Linked DNA regions of Homo sapiens: all the other regions are linked to region 1. A link is a loop called in an ENCODE intact Hi-C map of the cell type or tissue named here. Cell type or tissue: A673. All regions are shown on one strand.

Region 1 (8,000 bases):
TTCTTTTTTTTTCAGAGGTCTCACTATGTTGCCTAGTCTGATCCCTAACTCCTGGGCTCAAGCAGTCCTCCTGCTTTGGTCTCCCAAAGTGTTGGTGTTAAAGCTGTGAGCCACTGGGAGGCCAAGGCGGGCGGATCTTGAGGTCAGATCGAGACCATCCTGGCTACGGTGAAACCCCCGTCTCTACTAAAAATACAAAAAACTAGCTGGGCGTGTTGGCGGGTGCGTTGGCGGGCACCTGTAGTCCCAGCTACTCAGGAGGCTGAGGCAGGAGAATGGCGCGAACCCAGGAGGCGGAGCCTGCAGTGAGCCAAGATCGTGCCACTGCACTACAGCCTGGGCGACAGAGTGAGACTCAGTCTCAAAAAAAAAAAAAAAAAGTGTGAGCCATCATGCCCAGCCTAAAGTTCTTAATTTGAAATATAGAGCTGGTTTCTGGTTTCTTATTTGTGTTAAAGTTTAAATGACAGACTCAAAAGGCATAATTTTTTCAACAGAATCTTTTCCCAAGTTATATCACACATTAAAAATAAAAATAGTCATAATTCCTGATAATATTTTTACTAGTTTCAGGTTTTTGTAAGGAGATATTTATTTTTCCCAAGTTATATCACACATTAAAAATAAAAATAGTCATAATTCCTGATAATATTTTTACTAGTTTCAGGTTTTTGTAGGGAGATATTTATTTACATATTCTTCCAATTCTCTCATCAACAATTGAAAACCTAGATACGACTTGCTTTTTTGACTTGACAGAGTTGTATATATTTCTAAGGAAACGTAAGTGTATCTTTGTCTAATTACCATATGTAATGAACTTGCAACAAATCTAGTTAAAATCCAAAAGATGATCTATCAGAGCTATTGTGTTACTTCTAATGGGTATTATTGAAATAGATGTAGAAGGCATAATTGCTTTATAACTGCTTTGTGTACTGTCTTACAATATTCCATGTAATTTAAGACTACTGTTTGTTCTCTTTCTAGTGATAAAAAGTTGATTGCAGAAGGACCTGGGGAAACAGTATTGGTTGCAGAAGAAGAGGCTGCTCGAGTGGCCCTTAGAAAACTTTATGGATTCACAGAAAATAGACGGCCGTGGAACTATTCCAAGCCCAAAGAAACCTTGAGAGCAGAAAAGAGCATCACTGCCAGCTAGCCGCCATGGATGCAGCAGCCTGAAACTTGAGAGCGAAAGTGAGATAAATGTCAAAGGTGTTTCAAGCCAGACATTTTCACAATTGTGAAGAAATAGATGTTTTGTTTCTGTTTTTTACTGTGTTCCCAAAATTAAATAAGTGTTAACCAAGTCACAGTGTTTTTGGTTTTGTTTTTCTGAAATCTTGGTTTGATCAAATCTTTTTTTTTTTCTCTTGAGATGGAGTCTTACTCTGTCGCCCAGGCTGGACTGCAGTGGTGCGATCTCGGCTCACTGCAACCTCCACCTCACAGGTTCAAGCGATTCTCGTGGCTCAGCCTCCCTAGTAGCTGGGATTACAGGCACACACCACCATACCTGGCTAATTTTTGTATTTTTGGTAGACATGGGGTTTCACCAAGTTGGCTAGGCTAGTCTTGAACTCCTGACCTCAGGTGATCCACCCGCCTTGGCCTCCCAAAGTGCTGGGATTACAGGTGTGAGCCACTATACCCGACCAGATCAAATCTTTTTTTGACATTTTTGCAAAAAAATTTTCCTAATGTTCTTGATTTAATTGTATAGAATTTGTATAATTAGGTGTATTTTATTTGCGTCTAGCTTTGAGGTATCATAATTTATGTATCTTATGTGAATTTTTTGCTGTAATACCAATAAAGTTTTTTTTCTCCACATGTTAACATTGCATTTTAATTTGATATACCCAGTAATGGCAGGAGGTTGATGAACTTCGCTTCTGTAATACAATTTTAACTAAAATAGTAATGTTAAAACTCTTTGGGAAATGCATAGTACAGATTATAAGTAGGCAGCTATTTACATGATCCCTAAATTCTAAGTTTAAAATTATGTATACTTCTAGTATGTTTCTTATTCAATTTCTATTATAAATAGCAGGAAAAGGCAAATTTATGCTTTTCAGAAATTGCCTTTTCTAAGAAGTTGAAACTCAAAAACAGCTTAAAATGTTAATGGTGAAGGGAAAATAAAGCCAGTATTAGTTCAATTTAGTATTCTAGTCATAATAATAGTATGTACCAAGCAGTGTTGTAAGTATTGGAACACATTTAATTCAGTAGAGAGGTTTTGGTTTTCTAATCCTTTGTGGTCAGTTCAATAATCCCCTAACTGCAAATTCCTTTTGATTTATCATTTGTTAAAAACTTTGGCAACAGTAATTTTTAGTTTGAGTCTTCCATTAGTCACTCCCAGGGGTTAACAAGAATAGCAGGACCTACGAGTTGAGAATAGAAAAGAGGTAAAATGTTAAAACCAACAGTACATTTGCCATGAATTTATTTATTTATTAGACAGAGTCTCGCTCTGTTGCCCAAGCTGGAGTGCAGTGGCGCGATCTCAGCTCACTGCAACTTTCGCCTCCTGAGTTCAAGCGATTCTCCTGCCTCAGCCTTCCGAGTAGCTGGGACTATAGGTGCGTGCTACCACACCCAGCTAATTTTTTTTGTATTTTAGTAGAGACGGGGTTTCACCATGTTGGCCAGGGCGGTCTCAATCTCCTGACCTCGTGATCCATCCACCTCGGCCTCCCAAAGTGCTGGGATTACAGGCGTGAGCCACTGTGCCCGGCCTGACATTTTTTTATAAAGAAAGATGAAGGAACTTTGAAATGCCTTTCCTGAGCCTGGCTAGGAAAGTGGAACTTGAGTTATCTTACAGGGTTTATAGCTCCCAAAGGTAAAGCAGAGACTTTTTGGAGGGGAAAATTTGAAAAATTAACTAGTTGACTGAATTGGCAGGTTAAAAGTGAGTTAAAGTTGACCCTCGAACAACGTGGGTTCGAATTGTGCAGATCAGTATATATATGCAGATTTTCTTCTGCTTCTGCCAACGTGAGACAGCAAGACCATCCCCCTTTTCCTCCTCCTCTTTAGCCTACTCAGCGTGAAGACAAGGATGAAGACCTTTTTGATCATCCGTGTCCACTTAATGAATAGTAAATATATTTTCTTTGATTTCTTTAATATTTTTAGCTTTGTTGTAAGAATAAGGTTTATAATCTATATAATAAAATATGTGTTAATTGATTATTTATTAATATATCATCAGTAAGGCTTCCAGTCAGCCATAGGTTATTAGGAGTTAAGTTTTTGGGAAGTTTAAAGTTAATATACAGATTTACTGCTACATGAGGGGTCAACATCCCTAATCCCTGCATTGTTCAAGGGTCAACTATATTTTACCTTTTTTTCAGAGTTAACTTCAACTCCTAGTAATGGAACACAAGGATAGAGGACCAAAACCAGTGGTAAAATGCCATTTATATGTGTTACTCACAAGTAAACATGATTTGATAAGCATCTCATTGGCACTGTAGGAGAAAAGAGATTATATGACAAACTTTTCTGGAAAGCAAAAGACATGTCTTCTGACCACTTATCCAGCATCTGTGAGATGGCAGAATCTAGCTGTGGTATGATTCTAATTTTTTTTAAGGTAAACATTAAGAAAGTCTAGGGAATTCATTTGCAAACCCAGTAATCCTTTTCTTCCCCCTCCCCGCCCCCCCCCCCCCCCCGCTAAATAGTGCTGATTGTGCGTTCCCAAATTTCTCCTGCTCAGGGGAGTTTGCAGGACCTTACCCTGCAAGCTTAGAGGGGAACTATCCTTTTAGGTTTTCAAACTTTTAAACTTTGAATGCTTCCAAATTTACATGTGGGACAAGTCTGGCTCTAGTTCATAAAACTACTTTGCAAGTAGAGATCCATATGCCTTATGTAGAATGTAATTTCAACATATTTCTAAGTAAAGCCTTCTTTGAACTTAAATTGTTGTACTTTTTAAAAGCACCCTCTAAAATAGGGTAGAAATGTAGAAAATTTAGAAAAATTGACATACATTTTCAATTGCATATCAAATATAGCTTGAAATTTGGAACCAGTCTCTGAGTAGCTATTTGTCCTATGAGCCTAACTGCATAAGTATGATATGTGGGTAGAAGGAACATGTGGGTACAAGAATGTCATCAAATGGTGCATGTGACCAAGAGCATTCAGTGACCATGTGAAGGACTAGCTCTTTGACTAATGCCTCGTCCATGTTGAGAAGACAGTCATAAGACTGGAAGCACTGACATTTGAATTTAGGTTCACACCAGAGGAAGACATTAGTCATTTACTTTGAAATTCTGACTTTTTCCACCTTTTCCCACTCTCCAGTTCCCTGTGCCCAAAGTATAATTGTACCAAAAAAATCCTCTAGCCAAAAATGTAACATTAATGTCTACAGACTTAATTACATAACCCCTATTCTTTTAAATTCATACTCTTTATTATATGCATATGTATAATGAGGAATATTTTTCTCAAAGTGTTGTATGTGGTCACAAGAAAGTAAACTGGAAACTAACACTAAACTCCAAGTAAGAATGGAACAAATTGGAGCTTTTTGTGTTCAGAGCTGTACTGATTTTGGCCACAAGATGGTGCTGTAATCCTATTGCACAATTTAGTATGTGAATTGGCCATTATGGGGAACCTATTTTCTACCGATACAGGAAAGATTATGTCTATATGGCACAGGATTACCATGAAATATGACTTTTCAAGGCCCCTTTCGGCTCTAATATTCCATGAATACTTCTTCAGGAGCCAGCTCACCTTGTTCTTCCCTCGCCTTTGGATGTTACAAGAATTTGATGTATGAACAATTCACCTGAGATGTGAAGGTATGGATTTTTGAGCTCTTTTCTATTCACCGGAAAGAAGGAAGAGTGCAGGGCTGCCATAGATAAAACTTTTAGAAGACCTTTTTGCAGGCCTCTTCTTGGTGTTTCTTTCTTCCTACTTCCTTTTGTTGATAGGAGAAGATGCACTGCGGAGGCAAGGGAATCCTGTGTCCATCGGGACAGTTCCTGAAGCCAGACGTAGACAGTCTTCCCATCAGGGTGGCCAGCTCACAGCAGCCCTCAGCAGAGGGGTATGCACTGAGGATGCTCAGCTGCCAGCATGCTGCCCACGTTCTTCATCCTAAGCCCACTTTGTTTTTCTTCCCCTCAGTTCATCCCTGTTCCATTTCCCCCAGCCTTAGTTTGCAAAGTCCCTCAACTATTGTCCTCTGGGACCTAGAGTCTCTTAACTTTGGTTGAGTATCAGAGCACTTACTTGAAAGCCATGGTTCTCTCTGTATAATACCAAGAATGATTGCTAGATCTAATCCCATCATGCAAACTAATAACAATTTTTCCTGGAACTTATACAATCAAAAATCACAATCACACATGCTCCTGAAAAAAGAAAGCTGTTTTGGCATTGGTGGTCTTTGTGCTTTCCATGACTATTTGTTGTTCATTTATCTGCCTGCCTATTAGTGTTTACTAATACAGAAGACTAATGGTTTAAGAAAACTTTCTGGGAGAAAAACAATTGGGAAAGTTGAAAACATTAACTTATTCCTTCTTCAATTGAGGAAGAACGACATTATTTGATTATTCAGAGGAGTTCAAGGAGTATCTTTTCACCTGAGCTGTTGTGTATTAAAATTGCAAATGAAGGCCTGGCATGGAGACTTATGCTTGTAATCTCAGCACTTTGGGAGGCCAAGGTAAGAGGATTGCTTGAGCTCAGGAGTGAGACCAGCTGTGATGCATAGCAAGACCCTGTCCCTATTTTATTTTTCAAATTTCAAATGAACTCAGTTTGTTCTATTCTGATCCTCTTTTTTGCAGAAGACATGAGTAAAGAGGTCATTGACAGAGAAGGATATTTCCGAGAGGGGAAGAGTTTGACTTTCTGACAATGTTTCCTGTACATAAACTATTGATGTCAGCATCTTCACATGAAGACATATCAGTAAGGGCCAGGAGACGTTTAGCAATAGACTTACACAGTTAATAAGACAAATCTAGTAAAAAAAAAAAAAAAAAATCAGCTGAGCGTCATCAGATGAACTGACTTGACAGTGATGTTCATGAGGCTCCTGGCAGTCCGCCACCAGGACTCAATTCTTGGTCCTGGGATTTTTTTATTGTTTTTTGTCTAGGAAGGATAGGCATGGAGGCCCGCCATTCTTCACTTTACCTTTGGCAAGAGATTATAAACTTCAGATGAAGGGGGTATAGCACTAAGAAATTTAAAATTTCATTTTCATTTTGCCACCTAATAATTTTTTTTTTTTTTTAAGAGATAGGGTCTCAGTAGGTTGCCCAGGCTGGTCTCAAACCCTTGGGCCTCCCAAAGTATTGGGATTATAGGAGTGAGCCACTGCACCAGGCCCCTAATAATAATGTTATCTGCAAACATTAACAATGTACTTGGTGTGAAGAACGGTGATTTCTTATCTTGCAAATTTCTCATTTAAATCACACCATCTCTATTTTTATCTTCAAGATTCAAGAGAGGGTCAAGGTGGGATCATAAACTTAGATGAAGGAGGTATGGCACCAAGAAATCAAAAATTTCACTTCCATTTTGCTACCTAATAATAATTTTATCTGAAAACACTAACAATGCATTTGGTGTGATGAAGAACAGCTATTTCTCATTTTGCAAATTTCTCATTTAAATCACATCTCTCTTTTTCTTCAAGATTTAAGAGATGGTCGAAGGCACAGTTTGGGAATCCCCAGAGAAATGGAGCTTTAAAGCCAGTAGTGTCTTCCACTCTTGGGCCTCCCAAAGCCGACTCTCAGTAGGCAAATGACACAGTGTCTTTCAACATTCACAGGAGGTCAAGGACATAGAAGTCACTTCCCAGCTTACCGAGCTCTCACCTCTCTCCCAGCTGTCACCACTGATCACTCTTAGGAAGTGGGCAATTGCTACTCTGCTGGCCCAGGGGAAACGCCTGCATCCCTGCTCTTTCGTACCCGCCCTGCATGTGAATCTCATGTATTATTCAGTTTTTCATTTTCAGAAAACAGCACTCCCGGTACAAAGGCCACTCCCTTGGGCCTCTTTGTAAACTTCTGTTGTGATTGGGATTTTCTTTTGCTTCAAAATTTCCTGTCACCTCTCCTTTTTAGGACAGAGTGAAAGGCCAGCTAAGTCAGAGCTTTCAGTGTATTTGGGTCGGTACCTACTCTCTTCCTCCACAGTGACCAAGGCAGAATCGGAAGTACCCATCTCATGACCTGTCAAAAGAGTGACTACACTGATGGTTTGTCTCAGTTTTAACAAACGTCTATCATTTTGTTACTTTAGGAAAACTGCAGCCTCTCTCTTGTTCAAACTCAGTGTGACATCTAATCTATAAGATACATTATTTGCTCAAACATGTCCATATACTGGGGCTGGAGGACTGCCTGAGGCCAGGAATTTGAGAGTAGCCTGGGTAACACAGCAAAGACCCCCATCTCTACAAAAAAATTTTTTAAAAAAAATTAGCCAGGTGTGGTGGTACGTGCCTATAAGTCCTAGCTATTCGGGAGGCTGAGGCAGAAGGGCTGCTTGAGCCCAGGAGTTCAAGGCTGCAGTGAGCCATGATCATACCACTGCATTACAGCCTGGGCAACTGAGAGACCTTGGAGTGATGGTATGACTTAAATGAGAAATTTGCAAAATGAGAAATCACCATTCTGCATCACACCAAATACATTGTTAATGTTTGCAGATAACATTATGATTAGAGGCCTGGTGCAGTGGCTCACTCCTATAATCCCTATATTTTGGGAGGTCCAAGGGTTTGAGACCAGCCTGGGCAACCTAGGCAACATACTGAGACCCTATCTCTAAAAAAAAAAAAAAAAAATTATTAGGTGTCAAAATGGAAATGGAATTTTAAATTTCTCAAAAAAAGTTTTAGGAAAAAAAAAACATGTCTACACAGCAAAAATGATCTATCACAGGCCTGTAATTTTTGTGGCAGTCTCTAAGTCTAAATT
Region 2 (8,000 bases), 480 kb after region 1:
CTGTGACTTTCTCTTCTTCTGCTGTCCTTGTCCTGTCTGGGTATCAAGGTTATATAAGTTTCATAAAATTAGCTCGATAACTTCCTCTCTCTTTTTTTCTCTGAAACGGTTTAAGATAAGACAAATGGCCTGGGCGCGGTGGCTCATGTCTGTAATCCCAGCACTTTGGGAGGCCGAGGCGGGTGGATCACGAGGTCAAGAGATCGAGACCATCCTGGCTAATATAGTGAAACCCCGTCTCTATTAAGAATACAAAACATTAGCCGGGCGTGGTGGTACGCACCTGTAGTCCCAGCTACTCAGGAGGCTGAGGCAGGAGAATCTCTTGAACCCGGGAGGGGGAGATTGCAGTAAGCCGAGATCGCGCCTCTGCATTTCAGCCTGGGTGACAGAGAAAAAAAAAAGTTAAAAAAAAAAGTAAAAGAAAAAAACGATAGGACAAATGATCCTCAAAAGTTTGGTAAGACCTTCCCTGTAAAAATCATCTGGCCTGGTTTCTAAACATGTCTAGAAGACACAATCTTTTTTCAAGGGGTAGAGAGAATGCTAGGAGAACCTTTTGAGGGCTACTTTAATTTCTGTTATGGCTATGGGTTTATTCAAAATTTCTTTGTCGTTTTGGATTAGTTTCTGCAGTTCATATATTTTTTAAGAAAAGTAAATATTTTATCAAAGTTTTAAATGTTCATGTGTAGTTTAAAAAATGCTTACTAAATCAATAGATATTGCCTCTTCTTATTTCTTATTATAGATTAAAAAACGGCTTTTGATTTTGTTGATTCTCATTCCTTTTTTTTAATACTTTGTTACTTTCTGCTCCTGTTCTTTTTTTTTTTTTTCTGAGATGGAATCTCTCTCTGTTGCCCAGACTAGAGTGCAGTGTAATCACCTCGACTCACTCCAACCTCTGCATCTGGGTTCAAGCAATTCTCCTGCCTCAGACTCCCAAATAACTGGGACTATAGGCACGCGCCACCACACCAGGCTAATTTTTGTATTTTTAGTAGAGACAGGGTTTCACCATGTTGGCCATGCTGGTTTCGAACTCTTGACCTCAAGTGATCCTCCTGCCTTGGCTTCGCAAAGTACTGGGATTTATTCCCACAAAATGAAATTCTAATAACTTTTTGCTGAATTCCACAAATGTTGGTATGTAACACATTTATTAGTATTCTCGTCTTACATATGCTGTCATTTCCATGGTGCCATCTTTTTAAAATTAATCCACAAATTATTCAGGATTACATTTTAGAGTTTCCAAATGTGTGTGTATATTACTTATTTTATTAGTACTTTTATTTACTCATTTTGGTATTTTTTATTGTTGAATTCTTATTTAGTTTCTTTTTTTTTCTTTTTTTTTTTTTCTTTTTTTGAGGAGGAGTTTCGCTCTTGTCACCCAGGCTGGAGTGCAGTGGGAAGATCTCAGCTCACTGCAACCTCCGCCTCCTGGGTTCAAGCAGTTCTCCTGCCTCAGCCTCCCGAGGAGCTGGGATTACAGGCACCCACCACCACGCCTGGCTAATTTTTTTTTTGTATTTTTAGTAGAGACGGGGTTTCGCCATGTTGGGCAGGCTGGTCTCGAACTCCTGACCTCAGGTGATCCGCTCGCCTTGGCCTCCCAAAGTACTGGGATTATAGGTGTAAGCCACCGCGCCCGGCCTTCTTTTTTTATTATTTAGTTTCAGTGTGACCAGAAAATGAGTATGGTCCATCTTTCAGGTGCCTATAAGTTCAAGAGTACTATATGTTTCTCTTACTTTTAAGTTCTTTCCTTTTTTATTTATATAATATTTTATGTAAAAATTAATGTATTTATATATAGTATAATATAAATTATATTTTGTCTAAAATCGATATTGCTATTCCAGCTTTTTAGGTTTATTATCTGATTACTGTTTGCATGAGACAAGTTTCTCCATCCCTTTAGTTTCAATTTATCTCATTGATTTCATTTTGTGTGTATTTTCTATAAGAATGCTATATGCTGGCCAGGCGCAGCGGCTCACGCCTGTAATCCCAGCACTTTGGGAGGCCGAGGCAAGTGGATCACCTGAGGTCAGGAGTTCGAGACCAGCCTGGCCAACGTGGTAAAACCCCGTCTCTACTAAAAATACAAAAATTAGCCGGTGGTGACACATGCCTGTAATCCCAGCAACTCGGGAAGCTGAGGCAGGAGAACTGCTTGAACCCAGGAGGCGGAGGTTGCAGTGAGCTGAGATCTTCCCACTGCACTCCAGCCTGAGCAACAGAGCAAGACTCTGTCTCAAAAAAAAAAAAAAAAAAAAAAGAATACTATATGCTATAGTCTGAATGTTATACCCCCACAATTTGTATATTGAAATTTAATTACCAATGTGATGGTATTAGGAGGTAGGCCCTTTCAGCAGTGATTAGGTCATGAGAGTGAAATCAATGTCTTTATAAAAGAGGCTCCAGGGATCTGCCTTGTCCTACCATGTGAGAACATGTCTAGAAGGCTCCATCTATGAACCACAAAGTGAGCCGTCACTAGAAAACCTGTCTGCTGTTGCCTTGATGATGGACTTCCCAGCTTCCAGAACTATGAGAAATAAATTTCTGCTGTTTATACAGAGTTGATGGTACTTTGTTACAGCAGCTGGAACAGACCAAGGCACTATGCCTAGAGTTTTTAAAAACTTAATCATACAGTCTCTTACTTTTTTATAGCAAGCTTACTCCATTTTCTAATTTTGTATTATTGATTGATTTAAAATGATTTCTACCCTCCTAGTTTTGATTTTCTGTTCACCTTCATTTGTCTTTCTTTTCTTTCCTTTTTTTAATAGTTTATTGAATTAGTGAAGCTTGCTATATTACCCCCTTTTGTTTTGGAAGTTACTTATAGTGTTTTCATTTTTTGACTATTTACCTTTAGTTGTCAACATACATATTCATCATATATTTTTCTAAATAATACAAAATGCTTAGTAATTTTACTTTTTTGTTCTGAACAACGGCAAAAAGTCCTTAGCACATATTAACTTCACATTTACATTTCCTCTTCAATTTATTATTATCTAGAGAGTTTTAGTTTTGTACTTCTTAGAGCACAACAAATAAAAATTGAGAATATTTTTATAGTCAATGGTTTATAAAGATTCATTTATACTTTATCAATTTCTGTGATTCCCCTCCTTATTTTGCGTTCCATATCTTTCCTCTACGTTTTTTATTTTCCTTCCTACTGAAGTATATTCTGCAATAATTATTTTAGTGAGGGTTTTCGTGTGGCTTTGGCTGTTGTATAGCATTGCATTTCCGATCAATTTCTGGTCCATGAAATAATTTATTTTGTTCTTCATCCAGACTCTCTCATAACAGTTTTCCCTTTTTATGGGATATCTGTATTTGCCACGGGTTTTGTGCAAGGGAAATAAGTTGAAAGGTTAACCTGTGGAGTCATCTTCAGTTGAAATCAGGGTTAATGACTGCTGAGTTCCTGGTCCTCAGAGGGAAGGACAGAAGCAGCTGAAAACAAACATAAATATGGCAACTTGCCTGACCTGAATGGAAAAAAAAAATTATGGGCAAATGCACATTTCAAAGGATATTTGGCTTTTCTCAGCTTTCTAAATTTTTGTTCTTTGTTCAATTCCTATCAATATTGGGGTGATAATGCTTGGTGTGCTGACCCCTGGTGGATTCAGTGAGTGCCAGTTTATGACAATTTTTGAAGGTGAAGTAGGTCTTATTCCAGTAGCCTGATTCAAATGCCGTAAGAGGCTAGGCAGGTTATATAAATGTGTCAGGTGACCCCATGTGACCATAGATCATGGTGCCAGTGTAGTGACAAATATGCCCTGTATATGACCATACACATGGCGCCAAGTGTTTTATGTGCCAAGTCACATAAAACCAATGGTAAAAAAAATGTTGGCAAAACACACACACATATGAACATTTGATTGGAGAGCTTGATTGGACCAATCAGTTTGGCCCAAACTACCTTGTTTAAGTTACACACAGAAAGGTTGTGCCCCTGCCCTGAGGTCTCACCCCAAGCTCAGTTTGTAAATTAATAACTAATGTTCTTTCCATGATCCACTCTTAATTTCCAAAAAAATAGTAACAACTAATCAATGCTACAGTGGGCTCTTTTTATAAACTACTATTAGACATTTGCTGACAAGACCCAATGGGAGAGAATATTATTCTTCAAGTGAATTCATGTATTATTGTCTGTGTTTTGAATAAAAACTTTGGTGGTATATATTATTTGGGAACTTGTAGAGCAAAATTTTCTCCTATAAAACATTAAATGTTATACTAATTAAGTATTTTTTCTCTAGCTTTTATACAGTCAACTTGAAGTTTAAGAACTTAAAATCAGATTCAAATCCTGATATGCTATATTTTTAACTGGGGAGCATGATTAGAATAAGAATGAATTATCTGAAAGTAGCAAGTACCAGTGGTTATCCAGAATCAAATATTTTATTTTGTCGAGGTTGGGAAAAATCCAAATTATATTTCTACTTTGGATATTTTAATTAATTTTAATTATGATTGTTAAAAGGCATTTAATCTTTTTTCCCCCTGGTTGATTTAAACTTACTTATCTAGTTGTTTTCCAGGACCTGTCTGATAGATACCTCACTTGGAAGCTACAGTGGCTTCCTATTACTTATCATGTTAAGTCTGAAATTTTCCACCTGCCAGTCCCCTCCAACATTCCATTTCTTTCTTTCTTTCTTTTTTCTTTTTTTTTTTTTTTGAGACGGAGTCTCACTCTGTCACCAGGCTGGGGTGCAGTGGCAGGATCTCAGCTCACTGCAACCTCTGCCTCCTGGGTTCAAACGATTCTCCTTCCTCAGCCTCACGAGTAGCTGGGACTACAGGTGCGTACCACCATATCCAGCTAATTTTTGTATTTTTAGTAGAGACGGGGTTTCACCATGTTGACCAGGATTACCTCGATCTCTTGACCTCATGATCCACCCGCCTTGGCCTCCCAAAGTACTGGGATTACAGGTGTGAGCCACCACGCCCGGCCCATTTCTTTTAACCACTGTATTTTTGGGTCTTAACTGTGCCACTCAAGACAATCAGACTGCTCTTCTCATGGGAAGGGCGTCCTGTTCTCAACCCTTGGCCTTCCCCATGTCTCACATGAATGTGAAGAAGTGGAGTGTGGCATCCCCAGGCAGATCTCCAATTCCATTTTCAAAGTCATCATAGATGGATTTCTTGGTTCTCATCTCTCCTTCGCACTCTCTTCCCTTAATACACTATTGTTCTCTCTTATCTGGTTCCTCTTACAGCCACTCAAGCTCCTGACAAAACTTTATGGTAGCATAAGAAACTTGAGGAATATGTGTGTGTGTGTGTGTGCATATATATATACACATATGTATACACACAAATACATATATATATACATATTTGCATATATGTTTAATGACATGAAATAATTGTCTAAAAGCAATCATAAAATTTAAAATAAAATATTAATACACAAATCCTTGGCTGAGCACAGTGGGTCACGCCTATAATCCCAGCACTTTAGGAGGCCAAGGCAGGCAGATCACTTGAGGTCAGGAGTTGGAGACGAGCCTGGCCAACATGGTGAAACCTCCTCTCTACCAAAAACACAAAAATTAGCCAGGGGTGGTGGCACGTGCCTGTAGTTCCAGCTACTTGGGAGGCTGAGGCAGGAGAATCACTTGAACCCGGAAGGCAGAGGTTGCAGTGAGCCAAGATCGCGCCACTGCACTCCAGCCTGGGCAACACAGAGAGACTCCATCTCAAAAAACATAACTAACTAACTAACTAACTAACTAAATAATTATATGGGACAATAACTCAAAAATACCACCATTTAAAAAAATCACATATACATACAAACTCTAACGTGTATAAATGCTGCCCATCCGTGACATTTACATACAAATTTTAATAGCTGTCTAAGGCAGTGTTTTCAAATTTTAGTGTGCAATAGAATACTTTGTGGATATTGTTAAATTTAAATATTCCCAGGCCCACCATTCAGAGATTCTGATTCAGTGGTGTGGGAAGAAGTCCAGACATCAGGGTGTTTTTAGCAAGCATCACAGATAATTTTGAGAAAAGTAGCTCATGAATGACACTTCGAGAAACACTACCATGAGAAATATTTTTTCCCCAAATAAAGCAGCCCCTTTCCTGTTTCTATATTTATGAATGATGAGATTATTCTATAAGTAAAATTGTGAAATAGAACATGTTAATTTCAAAATCTTCAGTCTCACCTTTTTAAAATTTTTTTAACATAATGTTTGAAGTTTTAGTTTATTTTAAAAGTCAATTTTAATTCTCTTAAATTGGTTTGCATTTATGGTACAGTTTTGTCATTTATGAGAATAAGAGATTTTTTTCCTTCATTTAACATGTTTACTTAATTCTCAGAAATATTTGAGGCTGCATGTTAGAATCCCTTTTTAAAATATGCCAATAAGGAACATGTCTGAACTTACTTTTTAAAGTTTACTGCGTTATTCACTTTCCTTGGCATATCTCCATTAGAGTTAGAATAGGTAATCAAAAACAGTCATTGACCTGATTCTAGGATTTTGACTGGATATAACTTTTTTTTTTTTTTTCTGAGACAGGGTCTCGCTCTGTTGCCCAGGCTGGAGTGCAGTGGCACCATCTCGGCTGTCTGCAACCTCAGGCATGCACCACCACATCCGGCTAATTTTTGTATTTTTAGTAGAGACAGGGTTTCACCATGCTGGCCAGGCTGGTCTCAAACTCCTGACCTCAAGTGATCTGCCCACCATGGCCTTCCAAAGTGCTGGGATAACAGGTGTGAGCCACTGCACCCGGCCCACTCATTATTTTGAAGAGAATATATCCTATGGGCTTCAGGGGAATTTTTAGGAAATCTACCTCTTTTCCTCAAACAATTAATGTCAGAACTTTGATGCAAATTCTCCTTTTCTTAAAACATCTAATCCAGGAGGCTGAGCAAGGCTGATCTTCTACCTGGAAAAGTGGAAGAAGTGAGAGGTCACGAGTCACTTGGACATCACTGTACCACCTAAGGCCCAATGGAGAATGAGTAAGGCTACTATAAACATGGTTTATCTGTGCTATAGGAATGCAAAACATTGTTTGGTGTCAGAATTTGCAAAACATGCTTTATAGCAATTCAAAAATATAACATGTAAGCCTGTAAGACACTGAAGAAACCATCTAAGTCATCTAAGCCCAATGCCTTCATTTTACAGATTGCATAAGTGAAGGCCAAACTTGCAGGAATCCCAAGATCTCATTGAGAATGAGATTGAATCTTAATTATCATTACAAGCCTATGCATTTCTTCCAGAACATAATAAGCATTAAATTGATAAATCAGGTTTCTTGGATTAATTGTGAATGAATTGAAAAAGGTCCTGGATTTTCTAACTCTCAAGTCCAATGTCAAACCCAGAACAAAACAATTTGACACCAGAATGACCTTTGGTATCTCCTGCAGGTAATGTGGACCCTGGTATATTTTAGTTGTTTCAAACAACTGAAAGCTGTGTCTGTTTTCCTGTATCTTTGCCAACACTGAGCAGTGTTAATATTTTTTATATTTATTTAATTATTTATTTATTTGTTTATTTATTTTTTGAGACAGAGTCTCACTCTGTCGGCCAGGCTGGAGTGCAGTGGCACGATCTTGGCTCACTGCAACCTCTGCCTTCTGGGCTCAAGCAATTCTCCTGCCTCAGCCTCCCGAGTAGCTGGGATTACAGGGGTGTGCCACCATGCCTGGCTAATTTTTTTTGTATTTTTGGTAGAGACGGGGTTTCACCATGTTGGCCAGGCTGGTCTTGAGCTCCTGACCTCAAGTAATCCACCCACCTCGGCCTCCCAAAGTGCTGGGATTACAGGCGTGAGCCACCGTGCCCGGCCAATTGTCCTCTTTTATTACTGATATCGAGCAGCTTTTTTCATGTTTGTTGGGAAACTGTCATTCTCCTGTGAATTTGGAATGCACTTCCTTATTG
Region 3 (8,000 bases), 400 kb after region 1:
GATGCTTATGTTTTTACACTTTTGCACTTGGGAAACATTTTTGTGGCGTCTGCAGGGCCCTTTTAAAGCTTGCTCATTTAGCAGAGCAATGCGCGATGTAATTGAAACCTGTTTCTCTGGAGTACACCTACTTCTTTCTTCAAACATGGGAGAACTGTTCTTTTGCAGAAAGCTCCAAGAATCCATTTAAATCCCGTGGTTGCAAACCAGGCCAATATTTCCTCAGTGCCCAGCACTGTGTGGTTGCTTGGTAGCAGGCAATCAAGACAGACTTCGTGGGAGGCTGGCTGGAAACCCTCCATGTACACAGGGTGGACACACACAAACCTTCAAAGCAGTGGGACATCGGTGCTATCATTTAATTATCTTTGTGGCTATGAAGTGTCTCACTAGAAATTATTCCATTAATACTTCTTCCCAGTAGGTGTTTCAGACTGATGAGGCAGCGGCTTAGGTGGTAGAACATGGTAATTATGATTTTTTAAACGACTAGATGGAAGGCAGTCAAAAACAAATTTTAGTCTCTTACTTTTCAATTTGTTAGAACCACTTTACTGTCCATATGAAGGCTTCTTTTCACGCCTCAATTGTTCTGGGCCAATTTAAGAAAATTAAAAATTTGGCAAAGGGATTGACTTGAAAAAGAAGGGTTAGAGTAAAAACATACTTAAAGGCTGTGGCCACACGTGGTTCAAGGCTTGGCAGCTTACCCTGTAATTTGATATGAGAAAAATATTGGGAGGAATGGGAGAAAGCCAAAATTATTTACAGCTGGAATCCAAATAAAATCAAACCTATGCAATGTGTGGGCTGTATTTATACTTGTCTTTATCTATTATTAATAACCAAGTCAGCGTGTAGCATAATACTTGGCACACAATTTTATTGCTCTGAATTATGGGGCAGAAATGATTGCCTGGAATTATGAAAAACAGGCCTCAGGGAGCGCATATTAAAACCAGGGATCTATACATATGTACATACATACCCAACACTGACACAATAGGTTAAGAGCAGCACCAAATTTATGGATAAAGTGCTAAGGGGCCACAGTCCAAGGAAACCCAATCTTTCATTCTTTCTTTCCCTTGTTCAGGCACTGTTTTATGTCCTATGGATACAGTTATGGAGATGACAGACAGATCCTAGCTCTGATGGAGTGAAAGACAGAGGAGAGTTGGGTGGGGAGAGAGAGAAAGAGAGCAAGCAGTGGAGTGGGCAAAGGGAGGGTGACACGTAATACAAATAAATGACTGAACCAGAAAAGATTATATAAGTGCTCTGTTGTAAGTTGATGGTAGCCCCCCAAAAGGTTATGTTCACACCCTAACCCCCAGAACCTGTGAATGTGATCTTATTTGGAAAAAGAGTTTTTGCAGATGTTATTAAATTAAGGATCTTGAGATGAGTTCATCCTGGATTATCTGAGTGAGCCCTAAACCAAATGATAAGTGTCCTTATAAGAGACACAGAGAAGACACAAAGAAAAGAAGGCGATGTGAAGACAGGGGCAGAGATTGAAGCTAGGAAAGGCCTGAAGCCTCCAAAAGTTGGAAGAGACAGGGAAGTCTCTCTTTGGGTTCCATGAAGGCAAGTGGGCCTGACAGCACCTTAATTTTGGACTTCTGGCCTCCAGAACTATGACAGAATAACTTTAACTTTCTGCTGTTTTAAGCCATGAAGTTTATGGTCATTTGTTACAACAGCCCTAGAAAACTAATACAGGTTCTAAAGGAAACAAAACAGACTGAGGGTCACTGTATGCTGGGGGATCTCACAAGGTCAAAAGACATTGAAACATAAGCAAAGCCCACATCCAAGGACCCTGATGTGGCTTGGCTGTGTCCCCACCCAAATCTCATCTCAAATTGTAATCCCTATAATCCCCATGTGTGGAAGGAGGGACCCAGTGGGAGGTGATTGGATCATGGGGGTGAGTTCCCCCAGGCTGTTCTCCTGATAGTGAGTGAGTTCTCACAAGAGCTGATGGTTTCATAAGGGTCTAGCATTTCCCGTTTGCACTTCTGTCTCCTGCCACCATGTAAAGAAGGTCCTTGCTTCCCCTTCGCCTTCCGCCATGATTGTAAGTTTCCTGAGGCTTCCCCAGCCGTGTGGAACTGTGAGTCAATTAAACTTCCTTTGTTTATAAATTACCCAGTCTCAAGTATTTCTTTATTGTAGTGTGAAATGAACTAATACAGACCCCCTCACGGGGACATGAAAAGGGCCTTCCTCTCTTATTGCCAGGTACAGTTTTGGCCAGAAATGGACGCCTGCTTTTGCTGTCTCCTCTCACTTCTGTCCCTTTCCTGCACAGGGTCCTTCCCTGTCGCTCTGTGGGGCTGGCTTCCTCCCTCCGGTCCCCTCATCCTTCATTCCAACAAATGGACCCAGAGCCACGGCCCCACCAATCAGAGAGCCCTGCCACACAGACCACCCAATTGGCCCAGGAATGGGTGTGTGACTCGGGCCAGGCCAATCAGCGTTCTCCCTGTGGATTTTCTCCTGGAGCTCTCTGAAAAGACAAAGTCTTCCCACTCCAGGGCCGAGCTGATGGGATGTGGCTCTGGGGCTGTGATCCCCTGACAACAGTCTTTTTAGCTACATGACCAATAACTTTCCTTCTCTCCCTTTTTGTTTAAGTAATCCATTCTCAGTCACTCTTGCTTATAAATCAAAGGGCCCTACACTAATTTGAGGCTCTGTCCTGGTAACCTAGGCCAGACCACACGTGGCCTGCAGGATTTGTTTTGTGTAGCCTGGACAAAAGTTAACAGGAGGACCTACTTCTCCAAAGGGACCCTGCCTCCATCTTTGTGTCCCCTCCTGCTTCCTTCTTAGCCTGCTAAAGGAGTAGGAGCTGGGCACCTTACTGTCAAAGCCATGGAAGAGGAGAAAGGAGCAAACCAAAAGGAAAAGAGTAAAAGAATCAAAGCCAACAGAACATCCAGACCATCAATTTCTTAACATTGTGCCCCAATTTTGTACCTGGCCTCAACCCAATCAGTGTTGCACCTGTATCAGCCTCCATTATTTGCTGTAAGAGCAGAACTGATTCTGGCTGATTCAGGCTGACAATGAATTTATCAGAAGGCTGGAGAACTGGGCTCAGAAAACTCACGAGAACTGTGGCAGAATCACAACCAAAATCAGGCCACAGAACCAGGTGGGTCCAAAGGCTCCGCCGCCCCCACGGTCAAAGACTAGACATCGCTTCTTCCTTTGACCAGAGCAATGCTGACCACGTCCTCTTCCCACCCAAAAGAAATCCGCCGCATTCTTGAGTGTGAACATCAAAACTCCAGGTGAGACTAGCTGACTGTCCAAGTGTAAGTCATAAGCCCAAGTCACGGGAGATGGGGATGGGACATCTTTCAGGTGAGCTCTGCCTCCCACCAAGACTCCTATGGGGGAACTTTCTAAGCATTAATTAACTTTTAAATATCTACCATGTCTTCTCTTGGGGTGAAGCAGAGGGGGGAAAAAAGGGTTTGGCGATTCGGCCACAGTAATTTACATAGTGTTACAACAGTGCCCTCTAGTGACAGACTTTTGATAGGGTGAAAAGCAAGGTAAATAAGATACACATCCCATAAAAAATCCTGCTGAAATTCAGTCCTGCTTAATTCTGTGAATTAGATCATTGCACAAAGCAAGAGAAGATTCCCAAATGCAACTGCAATCCCGTGAGAGGACATAAAGGAACCATGACTTTTAATGGGTGTTAGCTTGAATTAACCACCGTCAGTGCCCGCAGGAACTCAAACAGCCCTATACAATGAGAATGACAGCATCATTTCTGCTGTGACCCTTGAGAATCGCTTGACCGAAGAGAAAAGCTGCTCCTTAGAAGCCCCCACATCCCCAGATCCCCTCATTTGAGCTGCACTCAGGGCTCCTGCAGTGATTCTGGCTGGTGGAGCCCTGTGAAGCCTGAACAAGCTCTAGGATCTGGCTCACAGGACATGACTGTGGGACCAACAGAGGAGGCCCAAACCTTGGGGGTGAGCTTCAGATAGAGCACAACAGCACAAACCATGAAAGACATGTGCAGTGATGCTTGTACACTAATAAGGACGAGATGAGGAAGAAGCCACTGCTGCTGTAATAGCTCTGCAGCCAACAGGCAAACTAGGAAAAGTACATACCTGAGAAAAGCAGAGAGGGCTCTCTGGAGTGGGCCCAGAACTTGGGATACAAACATGAATGATATAGTTCATGTCTGCTATGGTCTGAATGTTCCCCCCCACCACCCAGAATTCATATGTTGAAGCCTAGCCCCCAGTACGATGATATTTTGAGGTGGGACCTTTGGGAGGTGATTGGGCCATGAGTGTGGAGTCCTCATAATGGAAGTAGTGCCTTTAATAGAAGAGGCACCAGGGAACTAGCTCTCTCTGTCTCCCTCCACCACATGACGACACAGTGAGAATGTGGCCATTTGCAGGCCAAGAAGAAAGTCCCCATCAGAACTGGACCATACTGGCAGCCTAAATGCAGATGTCCAGCCTCCAGAACCATAAGAAATAAATTGCTGCCCAGTCTATGGTTTTCTGTGATAGCAGCCTGATATAGTTTGGCTGTATCCCTATGCAAATCTCACCTTGAATTTTGGGTCCTATAATTCACATGTGGGAGGGTCCTGGTGGGAGGTGATTGAATCATGGGAGTGAGTCTTTCCCCTGCTGTTTGCGAATATTTAATAAGTGTCACGAGATCTGATGATTTTATAAAGGGGAGTTCCCTTACACAAGCTCTCTTGCCTGCCACCATGTAAGACGTGATTTTGCTCCTCATTCACCTTCCATTATGATTATGAGACCTTCCCAGCCATGTGGAACTGTAAGTCCATTAAACTTCTTTTCTCTATAAATTACCCAGTCTCAGGTATGTCTTTACTAGCAGCGTGAAAACAGACTAATACACAACCCAAACTCACTAAGACTATATCTTACTTTCTGGCTTCCAGAGAATGGAAGCCTCTTCCACATTCCTATTCCTTGCTGTGCATTTGTTGAACAAATTATTTGTAAAAGCAGCTACTCTGGTCCTGACATTGCGCTAGGGCTTGGGTGCCAGGGTTGTTTTAATAACGTGTCAGCTGGTCAAGCCCCTGCAGCAGGGATTTTAACTTGAAACTCCATGACAACAAGGAGTCCACCAGGCAGGTCTGGGCAGAAAGCTCCAGGCAGATGGAACAAGTGGGGCATGCTTGAGGAGCAGAAAGGAAACCAGGGTGACGCCAGTTTTGTGTGTGCACAGTGTGGAGGCAGCGTGGACCGCGTGAAGCTCAGGTCACTCTTCTTGCCCCCCTCTTCCTAATAGATTGAAGCCAGGCTGTTAGGCTAGTGGTCAGAGACACAGACACTAGCCTGACAGCCTCGCTTCCAATCCTAACTGTGCCCATGACTCATTGCACAGTCCAGGATTAGGCTCTAGACCTCTCTGTGCCTCAATTTTCTCAACTGTAAAGTTCGGATCATCACAGCACCTACCCCACAGGACTTTTGTGAAGACCAAAATGTTCAAGAGAGTGCCTCGCATGTGGGAAGTGCCAGATAGCTCTGTCATCAGTATCAACTCTAATTCAGTATTATTGTCTCTCCTTAGAATTATTATCCTCAATATAAACAGACACTTTTCAAAAGAAAACATACATGCGGCCAACAATCATATGAAAAAAAGTTCGACATCACTGATCATTAGAGAAATGCAAATCAAAACTGCGATGAGATACCATCTCACACAAGTCAGAATGGCTATCATTAAAAAGTTAAAAAATAACAGATGCTGGTGAGGTTGTGGAGAAAAAAGAACGTTTATACACCATTAATGGAAGTGTAAATTAGTTCAATCACTGTGGAAGATGGTGTGGAAAGTCCTCAAAGACCTAAAGAAAGAAATACCATTTGACCCAGCAATCCCATTACTGGGTATATACTCAAAAGAATATAAATCGTTCTATTACAAAGACACACACACATAGGTTCATTGCAGCACTATTTTCAATAGCAAAGACATGGACTCATCCTAAACGCCCATCAATGATAGACTGAATAAAGAAAATGTGATACATATACACTATGGAATACTATGCAGCCATATAAAGAATGAAATCTTTTCCTTTGTAGTAACATGCATGCAGCTGAAGATCATTATCCTTAGCAAACTAACGCAGGAAGAGAAAACCAAATACTGCATGTTCTCATTTATAAATGAGAGCTAAATGATGAGAACACATGGACACAGAGGGGAACAATAGACACTGAGGCATATCAGAGGGTGAAGTGTGGGAGGAGGGAGAGGATCAGGAAAAATAACTAATGGGTACCAGGCTTAATACCTGGTGTGACAAAATAATCATACAACCAACCCCCATGACACAAGTTTACCTATAAAACAAACCTGCACATGTACCCCTGAACTTAAAAGTTAAAAAAAAGAAATAAACTCAGTTAAGAGCAGCTTTTTGCTTGACAATAGAGATGTTTATGTAAGAAAGGCCTAAATTGCATTTTTGACATATGGAAGAAATTTTATATATGACAAAATTATTTTGAGCTATAATCAATGAAACTAATTATGATAATATTCAGAAGTGAATGTCTAAGAACAAATAAAAAATAAGTGTCCAAAAAAGAAATAGACAATGAATATTTCTTTTATTAAATTTTGAATATGGAATCATACCAATTAAAGGTAAAAAATAAGTAATAAAGTACAAAAGAAAAAAAAGAATTATTGTTCTCAAGAGACTCACCTCAGAAACATCTCTGGCAGAACTGGGATTTGTGAAAACAATACATTTCTTCTTCCAATAAGAGAGACTTTGTGTCTCCAATAACTCAGCTAGGTTCTCTGGAATAACAAGACTTTTTAAATAATTATATTAGAAAATAAATTTTGATGAAATCAAGTTTTTAATAACATACATCCTAATTATGTGGCCTAGGGGCCATAAGCACCTTTTCCTCTTACTTGCTACAGCGAATTTTAAACATTGCGAATTGTGAGAAATGTTTAAGAAACATCTCAAACCTCGGGTAAGGATTTAGTAGGTGCAAAACAAGGGAGCTGTGGATGCAGAGATCAGTTTGTTTCTAAGTGACGTGGGTTTAGTTGACCCAGAGCAGAATCCTGAAATGAACTAGAAACTAGGGAGAATTTCCCCAGAGATCTCTTATTGCTCATTCTCTGAGCTTAGGCGAGGAGGCCCATTTAGAAGTTGCAGCTGCGTCTCAGCCCCTTGAGGGAATCCTGGGAGATGCAGCAAAGAAAAAGTATTTTAAAACAGAGCAAAGAATAAAGAGAGGATCAAATTGAAGCACAAAAAGAAGGGAGAAACAGAGGGAGGGAAGGGAAAAGAAATAAAAAGGGAAGGAAAGGGAAGAGAAAGGAACAGAGCGAAAGGGAAAGACCAATCCATGATGGCTTAGAGAAGATGCTAGGAAGTCACACGGTAGTGAGTTTTTCAGGAACTTCTGAATATATTTTGTAACATGGAAATGTAATTGAGGAGCTTTTAATCAACAGAAAATGCAGTGTGTGCTTGTGGCTCCATTCTCCTGTTTTATGTTTCCCTTCCCCTTTCTCCTTCTTTCTCTGGGAGGGAAGGAAGGAGCCTTTCCACCAGCAATCCTTCCATGCATAACTGGAGTGACCGAGCAGGTTGTTGAAGGGCAATGGAAAGACCAAGGCTGCCTTACAAAGTTCCCATCAAGCAGAAGGCACATGGCAGCTGCTGCTGAGGCTCCAGCTTCACCTGCCTTTGTAAGCCAAGGTGTGTCCATCTCTTCCTATCGTCTCCTGCTCCACCCTCAAATCTCACATCCCTTGCTCTACTTCCACTAATAAACTAATATGTTTGCAAGCTTCCAAATGTTACCATCTCTGTTAACGTTTAGCAATGAACAAATAATACCTGCAAAAAGTGTGAAATATTATTAATAAGGTTAAAAATAGCCAAATAACTGCAACGCAACTGATTTTTAATATGCCTA

The links. Hi-C counts contacts between places; a loop is a spot of excess contacts. Peaks named below come from ENCODE experiments on the same cell type or tissue, not always from the same donor. Only the 100,000 strongest peaks of a DNase experiment are listed, where the experiment ranks them.
Region 2: a loop joins it to region 1, with 3 times the contacts of the local background. A loop is called at or near these places in 7 of 110 quality-filtered maps.
Region 3: a loop joins it to region 1, with 5 times the contacts of the local background. A loop is called at or near these places in 33 of 110 quality-filtered maps.

The regions. Positions count from the first base shown.
Region 1 is chr2:223,965,873-223,973,872 of GRCh38, forward strand. MRPL44 (mitochondrial ribosomal protein L44) reads left to right here. Exons shown (of 4, transcript NM_022915.5): 4 at 991-1,842. The coding sequence ends at 1,162. Among named protein-coding and RNA genes, the nearest start is that of MRPL44, 12 kb to the left of the region's middle. In A673, a CTCF peak has its summit at 4,596 (motif pointing right); a DNase peak (open chromatin) is centred at 4,609; H3K27ac peaks cover 1,000 bases.
Region 2 is chr2:224,445,950-224,453,949 of GRCh38, forward strand. No RefSeq gene overlaps it. Among named protein-coding and RNA genes, the nearest start is that of FAM124B, 48 kb to the left of the region's middle. In A673, a CTCF peak has its summit at 3,654 (motif pointing left); no DNase peak of the experiment used is centred here.
Region 3 is chr2:224,365,677-224,373,676 of GRCh38, forward strand. No RefSeq gene overlaps it. Among named protein-coding and RNA genes, the nearest start is that of FAM124B, 32 kb to the right of the region's middle. RefSeq lists a silencer at 7,336-7,630. In A673, CTCF peaks have their summits at 3,543 (motif pointing left) and 3,745; a DNase peak (open chromatin) is centred at 3,515.